2 separate regions of the Homo sapiens genome follow, and region 1 is linked to region 2. A link is a contact called in ENCODE Hi-C or POLR2A ChIA-PET data. All regions are on one chromosome and are shown on one strand. Each heading gives the region's core, a stretch centred on a gene start or an enhancer-like site at or near the end of the contact. The rest is flanking DNA. Distances are from core to core; before and after follow the strand shown.

The links. Hi-C counts contacts between places; a loop is a spot of excess contacts on that map. ChIA-PET counts read pairs that join two places held with the same protein, here RNA polymerase II (POLR2A). Pooled maps may share reads with other maps.
Region 1: a loop to region 2 is called in a pooled map, with 5 times the contacts of the local background. The contact joins the promoter of EVI5 here to the promoter of BTBD8 in region 2. A Hi-C loop is called at or near these places in 6 of 50 pooled maps. POLR2A ChIA-PET finds 5 or more read pairs at or near these places in 3 of 52 experiments (T-cell, WTC11 and activated T-cell).

The regions. Positions count from the first base shown.
Region 1 is chr1:92,783,766-92,788,355 of GRCh38, reverse strand. EVI5 (ecotropic viral integration site 5) reads left to right here and starts at 3,248. Exons shown (of 20, transcript NM_001350197.2): 1 at 3,248-3,520. RefSeq lists an enhancer at 2,848-3,127 and a silencer at 3,398-3,667.
Region 2 is chr1:92,077,561-92,082,446 of GRCh38, reverse strand. It overlaps BTBD8 (BTB domain containing 8), which reads right to left and starts at 2,102. Exons shown (of 18, transcript NM_001376131.1): 1 at 1,727-2,102. The coding sequence starts at 1,875. RefSeq lists an enhancer at 162-829.

The sequences.
Region 1 (4,590 bases), core at 1,999-4,498, 700 kb before region 2:
ATTACAGGCACACGCCACCATGCCCGGCTAATTTTTTTTTTGTATTTCAGTAGAGATGGGGTTTCACTGTGTTGTCCAGGCTGGTCTTGAACTCTTCCGCTCGGGCAATCCACCCACCTTGGCCTCCCAAAGTGCTAGGATTACAGGTGTGAGCCACTACGCCCGGCCACTATTTTTTATAGTTTTTAAGGTAAAATTTACATTCACTGAAATGTTACCTGCATATTTTTTGATAAGTGAATATACCTATGTAACTCACATCCCTATCAAGATAGAGACCATTTTTACCACCCAGAAATTTCACTCATGTACCATCCCAGTCAATCCCCTGCCACAGGGAACCACTGTTATGATTTTTTTTCACCACAGATTAATTTTCTTTTCTAGAATTTCAAATAAATGGAACAGTATGACACTCTTTTGTGTCATTTATTTATCTTCACATAGATAATTCACATACTTTGTGTCATTTATCTTCACATAGATAATTCACATACTTTAAGATAAAAAAGGTACAATTTTAAACCTTTTGGGCATGCAGTAAAAATCTCCTTCCCACTGGTACCCACCAGTCACCCAGTCTTCCTCTCTCTTTCTCTCTCTTTTTTTTTTTTTTGAGACAAGATCTTTCTCTGTCGCCCAGGCTGGAGTGCAGTGGCACGATCATGGCTCACTTCGGCCTCACCCTTCCAGGCTCAAGCAATCCTCCTGCCTCAGGCTCCCAAGTAGCAGGACTACAGGTGCCTACCACCACACCTGTCTAAATTTTTTTTTGTATTTTTTTTTTGTAAAGATAGGGTTTTGCCATATTGCTCAGGCTAGTCTTAAACTCCTGATCTTAAATGATCCGCCGGCCTCAGCCTTCCAAAGTGTTTAGATTATAGGCGTGAGCCACCGTGCTTGGCTCAGTCTTCCTCTCTTGAAGCAATCAATGTTATTAGTTTTATGTGGGCCATCCCATGTCTTATCATTATTAATTCAGGTGCTTACAAAAGGCTCTTTGAGAACTGTTTTAAAGGTTACCCAAAGAATCTTGTGACAACCCAGCTAAAATGATATAAAATCAGTTTTAACATAACTGAAGTTTTTAGATTCTGATTCCAAATGTCAGATGGTGACATTTTACCTTTCTCTGACTTTATGCCAAATTTAGTTTAAGTTTTAGCATCTATAATTTTCATTTACTGAACAAATATATATTTAACAAATATGAAAATACAACCATGAAACAAACAAAATCAAATCCTGGACTTAAGGAGCTAATAGTAAAAAATTCACCAATATAACTACCCAATTACAGTTTCATGCGATGTGAAAGGAGTAAGAGACCACCATAGGGAGGTCAGAAGATGCTTCTCAGAGGTGGATACTAGAGCCGTTGTCAAAGGATGAGGACTGGGAGAACTTTCTGGGCACAGAGCAAAGCATGAGTAAAAGCTCTGTTGAGGCCAGGAAGCCGGTAAATAGGGAATAAAAGAGGCTAGCGTGGCTGGAGCACAGACAGCAGGGTGGAATTGGTCTGAGCAGTGAGAAGAGGTGGAGAGGTGGGCAAGGCACCTGGCCATTCAGGGCTTGGTTAGTTAGGAGGGTTTTTTCTAAGAGAATGGGAAAGTGTTTAAGTGGTTTAGGCTGGGAAGTGACAGGGTCACACTGTTATTTTGAAAAAGTCACTCTGCCTGTTGTGTTGAGATTAGAGAGGGGATAAAGGGAATATGGGTAAACCACAAGAAGACTAGGTCAGTAATCCCTCCACCCCCACTCCCCAGGTGAAGGTAGCCTAGACTAGGGTGGTGATGGAGGAAATAGGAGAGGACAGATTCAAGGACCATTTGTAAGGGAAAAACCAATAGAATTTGCTGACGGATGGAATATAAGAGGGGAGAGGTACATTATCAAGGATGTAGCTTAGTTTTCTTATACAAGGATTGAGTTGCAATAAAATTGTTAATTGAAATTTCTTTAAATAATGGCACAACCTAAAGTTATGCAAACATATGCCTCAGATAAAAGTTCAAGTTTTCAAAGTTTTTAGCTGGGTGGAGGGCATGGCTTTACTTCCTATTTCTTGGTATTTCCTAATCTTGTTGAAAAAAAAGTAAGGTTTTTTTTTTTTTTTTTTTCTGAAATGCTTAGTTCAGTGGAAACCCATCTGCGAATTCTGTCTTATAAATTTAAATTTAAAAATAGGGATACTAATTTCTAGACAAATAATTCCGGAGTTTCTTGTGCTGCTAATTATTATAATTTTTGTCCCTTTTTTTTTTTGAGACAGAGTATCGTTCTGTCGCCCAGGCTGGAGTGCAGTGGCGCGATCTTGGCTCACTGCAACCTCCACCTCCGTGGTTCAAGCAATTCCCCTGCCTCAGCCTCCAGAGTAGCTTGGCTGGGAGTACAGGCGCACGCCACGACGCCGGGCTATTTTTTTTTTTTGTATTTTTAGTAGAGACGGGGTTTCACCATGTTGGCCAGATTGGTCTCCAACTCCTGACCTCAGGCAATCCGCCCGCCTCGGCCTCCCAAAGTGTTGGGATTACAGGTGTGAGCCACCGCGCCCGGCTGTCACTTCTAAACATATAATGAAAGTAATCTGTATTGCCTTTTTACTTTTTCTTGCCTGCTTTTCCTGGACCAGAAATTAATAGGCTGTTTCCGTCCCAAACAAAGTACTTTCCTTCTAAGAATGTCTTCGTTGACGCTGGAGGGCTGCCCGGCTGAATCTTACGTATTCGTGCCCATGTTCTGCCCCCTGCAGTAGTCTGCATAAACCCAATGCGAAGACACGTGTAAGAGTACATTACAATTACAAGTGTCATTTACGCGTTGATTATTGTTTTTGCGAGTGCCCTAAGGCCACCTCTGGGGGAGCTCGGGGCTGCCTTCCGAAGCATGCGCGTCAGCACCGCGTGCCAGGGCCCTGAAAGTCAGGCTCCGCGTCGGTGCGGCAGCGCGAGGCCTGCAGTCCTAAGCTCGGGGTCGCTTCGGGCCCCCGAGGGGGTGTGTCTTCTACCGTTTTAACATGGAAGGGGCGGTTCCAGTGGCCGGGGAAGTCGGCGACTTGCAGGACTGAAGGCTGGTGCTTTGAAAGAGAGGCGGAGGGCGAGAGCGATTTCCCCGCCTCCTCTGCACTCCGTCCAATCCCTTCGCCTTCTCCTTTTCTCGGCCGGCCCGCCCGGCCCCTAACCTGCTCCAACCCATTCTGCGGTAGAGGCTGCCGGGTCTCTTTAAGGCCCTCCCGCGCCTGCGCCTTGGGCTCTCCTGACGCGGCCGGGCCGGACCCCGGAGGAACCAGCTGGCCAGCTGGCAAGGGGCTGGCTGCAGTTCCGACAGCGGCGGTGCCGGGAGGGGTAGGTGAGGGTCGCGAGGCGGCCCTGAGCTTCTGAGTGAGCGTGGTGCTTTTGGGAACTCGGGACGGGCGACCCGTGGAGCCAGGAGCGGGGCCGAGGCGCTGAGACGCGGCGGCGCGGCTGCCGGCTGGATGGGAAGTTAATGTTTACGGCGAAGTCTACTCAACGTTTCCAAGGTGAGGGGCGCTGCGCCAGGCCGGGCGGGCCGGGAGGCCGGGCGGGCGGTGAGTCCGTGTTCCGCTGGCGCACAGCTGGGCCGAGGCGCGGCGGGCGGGGGCCGCCGCAAGTTTTGCTGTGGGAGCGGGGCGGGCGCGCCTGGCCCCGCCAGGGCCTAAGTTCCCTGCACTCGCTTCCTCGCCTGTCGCCGCCGCCGCCGCCCGCAGCCCTCCTTCTCGTGGGCGCTGGGGAAGAAACTCGTCGGCGGGTCTAACTGTGGCGTCCCAGGGCGGTGGAGGGACGGAGCAGCTTCGGGGGCACGTCCTCGTAAATCCCGTGGAGGACACTGACCCTGCACCCCACCCTCGAGGCCAGAAGTCGGTTCCCTTTGGGGACCTGAGGGGCGAGAGCACTCGCCCCCCTGACTTGCAAAGTTGGCGTCTTTACTTGGCCTCCGGGATTCTGCGCATGGCGTGTCTCCAGGCTGCTGATGGGCAAGACAGATGTGCCAGGTCCAGAATGAACTTGAGAAGAGTTTGTAGCCATTCCTGAATCACCTTATGACTAGTGGGGCAAGCCTCAAATTAACCTCAGGATTTCCGGTAGGTTGGATTGTGGTGTTGGTGTTTCCACTCAAAAGAGTTGCTGTGATTTCCCTGTGTCTGTCTGTCTGTCTGTCTTTGGGGCTTCTTAGATCATCTCATTTGGCATCCTTTCACCCAAGAGTTAAACCAAGCCTTTTGGAATGGTTTCCTCGCTTTCCTCCTATCTATTGCTGGTAGAGCTGCTTTCGAAAAGAAGTATTTTCTTGAAGTGGTATCTTTTCTTTGGGTTACAGTGTTGAATAATAAACTCCTTTCTTTGCCGAAAGAATGAATTCCAGTGCTTACTGAAGTTAAAGAAAAGTGATCTGCTGGTAGTTTTTAATCTTTGTTCTGAGCTGATGTAAGTAACTTTTTTTGTTTTAAAATTTTGTTAGTAGAATTTCACCAGTGTACCAGAAGCTCTTTTTCTTTTTCTTTTCTTTTCTTTTTTTTTTTTTTTTTTGACAGGGAGTCTCGCTCTGTCGCCAGACTGGAGTGCAGTGGCG
Region 2 (4,886 bases), core at 853-3,352:
ATTTAGCCATTTCCTCTCTCACTAGAGTGTAAGGACAAACAACAAAGCAATGTTTTATTAACGTTTATTACTTAAGACCTAGTACCGGGCTAGGTACGTGGTCAGTGCTAGATACTTCATTAGTATTTGTAGAATAAATAAATGACATTGCTATGCTTGGAGAAAATTAATTTAGTATAGCATTTAAGGTGGTTGGGTGAGCATTTTGTTTTGTTTTGTTTTAAAAAAAAACCTTGCTACATCTATTTTTCTTTGTTTATAATAAGAATTTGAGAGTTCTGAGTCCTACCCTCAGTTGTAACTAAGATAAGGATAAATTGTTCACTAGCAATACTTTAACCTCATTTTCTTCATATAAATTAGATGTGTTACCCTAGAAACGTTAACAACTTTAGTATTATTTTTTCCATCTTTTTCATCAGTCCCTCCCTGGTAGAGACAAAGTAGCTTCCCCAGTAGATAGTCCCAAATTAAAGGGATTTTTTTTTTACTTTGATAAATTCTGTTTATAGCTATCGGAGCCTTAAGTATGGGTGAGTTTTTGACAGAAAGCACTTCAAAATGTAGAATCCTGGCTGGGCGCAGTGGCTCACGCCTGTAATCCCAGCATTTTGGGAGGCCGAGGCGGGCGGATCACTTGTGGTCACGAGTTCGTGACTAGCCTGGCCAACATGATGAAATCCCGTCTCTACTAAAAATACAAAAATTAGCCGGGCGTGGTGGCGCGTGCCTGTAATCCCAGCTACTCGGGAGGTTGAGGCAGGAGAATGGCTTGAACCCGGGAGGTGGAGGTTGCAGTGAGCCGAGATCGCGCCACGGCGCTCCAGCCTGGGCGACAGAGCGAGACTCCGTCTCCAAAAAAAAAAAAGTAGAATGCTGCACAACTTTTAATTATTAGTAATTATGTTTACCTCAGTGGTTCTCATAGTCACCCTAGCCAGCAGCATTAGCATCACTTGGGGCCTTGTTAGAAATGGAAAATTTCAGTGATGCCCACCCAAGTTTAAGAATCAATGTCTTGCTGGAAATGTAAATTAGCTAGGTCATATTTCTAAGCTTCAATTTCTTTGTAAGCTGAAATTACTTTAGCTGGATTCCCAATAACCCGAGAAGGATATCCATGAGGCTTACAAAGGTTAAATGTCAGGAAGACCCTCCATTTGCTTTGGTCCTCACAGGAGCTGAGAGTTGCTGGGAGCTACAGAGAGCTCTAGGTGGAGAGAGGAATCCAGGTCGCAATCAGGAAGCATTTCTGGTAAATTGTTTAAAGAGACCTCAGAAGAGACCTCCAAGACTATAGTATTGTTCTTTCCTCATTTCAAATAATCGTTTTCCTAATTTTATTATTTTTCTTAAAATAGTATAAGCTTATTTTAAAAATTGTGTAAGTTTCAGGACCTGGATCCACCCGACCTTAGTGATTGGAAACAACTAAGCGTGCCTGTGTTGAGATATTTCTAGCAAACTAGTGCTGCACACGACTAAGCTTTTTTTGTTTTCCTTTTGAATCTGGTACATGGTGTCGAGGTGCTCGGGATTGTTTATTCAGGGCGAGCGAAGCCACTTTTCGGAATAGTGGGGAGACTGGCTAACGACCCGCAGTCGCCTGAGGCGAGGAGAACCAAGTGCTGAGGGAGGGGGAGGCAGAGCCGAAAGAAGCCTCAGCTTCGGGGCGGAGGTGGGCGATTTAGGAACTGAAGCAGCCAGAGTTCCCGCCTCCTCCTACCTGAGCAAATCCTGGCTGAGCTGCTCCGACACCGTCGCCTTCAGCCGGCGCCGCTCACACGGCCCCTTCCTTTGCAACCCCTTACTGCAAACTCCAGCGGACCCCAGAAGTACCATGGGGGCCGCACTGCCTTCCCCACAGCGAGCCATGTCTCACAGAGGTACGACGCCCTGGAGGCCCAGTACTTGGCCTCACTTGCCCCGCCCAGGAGGAAGAAGGGGGCGTTTCCGACCGAACGCTCGGCTCCTACCCAAATCCGCCCCCTAGGGTAAAAGGTTGACGCCTCTCGTCGGTTTGTAGACAGTCTCCCAGAGAAGCCGGACCGCGGTGGGGAGCCTCAGAATCCCAGAACCGAGCCGGCTCTTGACCCAGGAAGAGCGTGCGCAGGCGTACTCGCTCTGTTTACTTCTGCCGGCGGGCACCCCGCCTCCCATGGCTCAGGCGCGGACCATCCCGCGGGGCAAACCAATCCTCAGGCTCCTTATCCCCTCCCCTCTTCTTTCCCTTCCGGTTGGTGTTCATTCATTTCAATGTTTTACTGAGGCTCGAGTTCAAATCAGCACATGCAGCCTTTCTATGCTGTGTCTTCCTGACAGGTCTACACTTTTTTCCAACGAAAGACTGGGCGAGTCACACCCCCTCACTTACCTGGCTTCTTAACCCTGAGGTATAAATGTTTGGGGCAAGAAAAATTGGCGATGGGAGGAGTAGGGGAAGAACTTCATAAACTGCCAGTCAGAACAATTCTGAGTTCAATATAAGAGATACTTACAGCATCTAGAAGGCCCCATCCCCTTCTTATCCAAGGAGTGGCTCATACAAGCTTTTGGACTTGATCGGAGAAAGCACAGGGCTTTGCATATAAAGCCCTAACATTTATGACCAAGAAGGGAGAAATAGGTAAGGGGCAAAGTCTTTGAGCAGTGAAGTGATGGATGGATGAAATATAGAATTCTCTTTTGTCCCAAATAAAGTAGCAAACTGATTATCATTTAAGGTTTTGGTATTTTTTATTTGATTACTGCCTCCAAAATAAGGAAACTCAGTAGTTCCGCTTCGGGCCGGGCAAGTCCCATCTACTTGGGAAGCGAGGCGGAATGATGGCTTGAGCCCGGGAGGTCGAGGCTGCAGTGAGCCATGATTGCACCACTGCACTCCAGCCTGAACAGCACAGCAAGACCCTGTCTCAAAAAAAAAAAAAAAAAAAAAAATCTGTTTCATTCACAAACTCTACACACAAGGTGAAGAATAGTAATTGCTTGGAAAATACATTGGCCAGGTTGCGGTGGCTCACACCTGTAATCCCAGCACTTTGGGAAGCCAAGGCGGGAGGATCACTTGAGCCCAGGAATTAGAGACCAGCCTGGGCAACATAAGGAGACCCTGTCTCTACCAAACAAAAAAAAAAAAAAAGGAGGCGGGGAGGGGAATATATGGACTTTGTATTTGTACCATAAGATTGGCCAAGAGGTAACCATTTCTTCAGATAATGCCCCCTCTCAAATATTCAGACATCTTAATTCTGAAAAATATAACTGGATAATTGATTTTTTAAAATTAATTCCCAAATGCTTGGATGGATAATTGATTCTTAATTATTCCTGTAGAAACGAGGGGTGTCAAAGATAACATAATAGTAGCTTATATTTGAATCCTTATTATGTGATAAACGCTACTCTATTTGCTCTGTGTGTTTTAACTCAGTTAATCCTTACAACAACCATTTAGCTAGGTACTGTCTTCAGACCTATTTACAGATGAGGAAGCTGAGGCATACAAAGGATAGGTAAACTTGGCCAAGGTCACACAATGTCATATATCACACTATAATATATGGTGTGTTACACCATAATAATGGTGTATTATAACCCAGGCAGTATTTATATTTTGACTGGCAAATTTAGTCAATTTACATATACTTTTCGTAGGAATGTAAATTGGTGCAGCCATTATGGAAAACAGTATGGAGGTTCCTCAAAAAATTAAAAATAGGACTATGACATGACCCAGCAAACCCTCTTCAGGTATATACCCAAAGGAAATGAAATTAGCACCTCATAGAGATATCTGCACTTTCATGTTTGTTGCCCCATTATTCACAATAGCTAAGATATGGAAACAACCTAACTGTCCCTAGGATAGATTAACGGATAATGTTGTATATATACAATGGAATATTATTCATTCTTAAAAGAGAAGATCCTGCCATTTGTGACAACATGGATGAAGCTGGAGGACGTTAAGTAAAATTAGCCAGGCACAGAAAGACAAATACTGCCTGACGCCTGTAATTGCAGCACTTTAGGAGGCCGAGGTGGGCGGATCATGAGGTCAGGAGATCGAGACCATCCTGACTAACACGGTGAAACCCTGTCTCTCCTAAAAATACAAAAAAAATTAGCCAGGCATGGTGGTGGGCACCTGTAGTCCCAGCTACTCAGGAAGCTGAGGCAGGAGAATGGTGTGAACCTGGGAGGCGGAGCTTGCAGTGAGCGGAGATTGCCACTGCACTCCAGCCTGGGCGACAGAGCCAGACTCTGTCTCAAAAAAAAAAAAAAAGAAAAAAGACAAATACTGCATACTCTCATATGTAGGATCTTTTAAAAAGTACATAAACAGAAAGGTGGTTGGGGGAGATGTAGGTCAAAGGGTACAAAGTTGCATTTATGTAGGATGAGTAAGTATAGAGATCTAATGTACAGCATGAGAACTATAGGTAATAATATTTGTTGTATACTAGAAATTTGCTAAGCGAGTAGATTTTAGGTGATCATACCACAAAAAAAGTAACTATGTGTGGTGAGAGGGAAAACAGTAACTGTGTGATGATGATATGTGCTTGACTATATCATTTTACTATGTATGTCAAAACATCATGTTGTATACCTTAAATATCCACATGTTAAAAAAAAAAAAATCAAAAAACCACCCAGGTAGTCTAGCACCAGACTCCCTTCAAAGCCCTGCCAGATTTCTACCAGGCCTCTTTATCACCTGATAAAGTAACAACTAGGCTACTCTCTGGTTGGAAATGGGTGACAGAATGATTCCTGGTTCATGTTTTATCTTAAAACAACTTAAGTTAGGCCGGGTTTGGTGGCTCATGCCTGTAATCCCAGCACATTTGAAGGCCGAGTCGGGCAGATCACCTGAGGTCAGG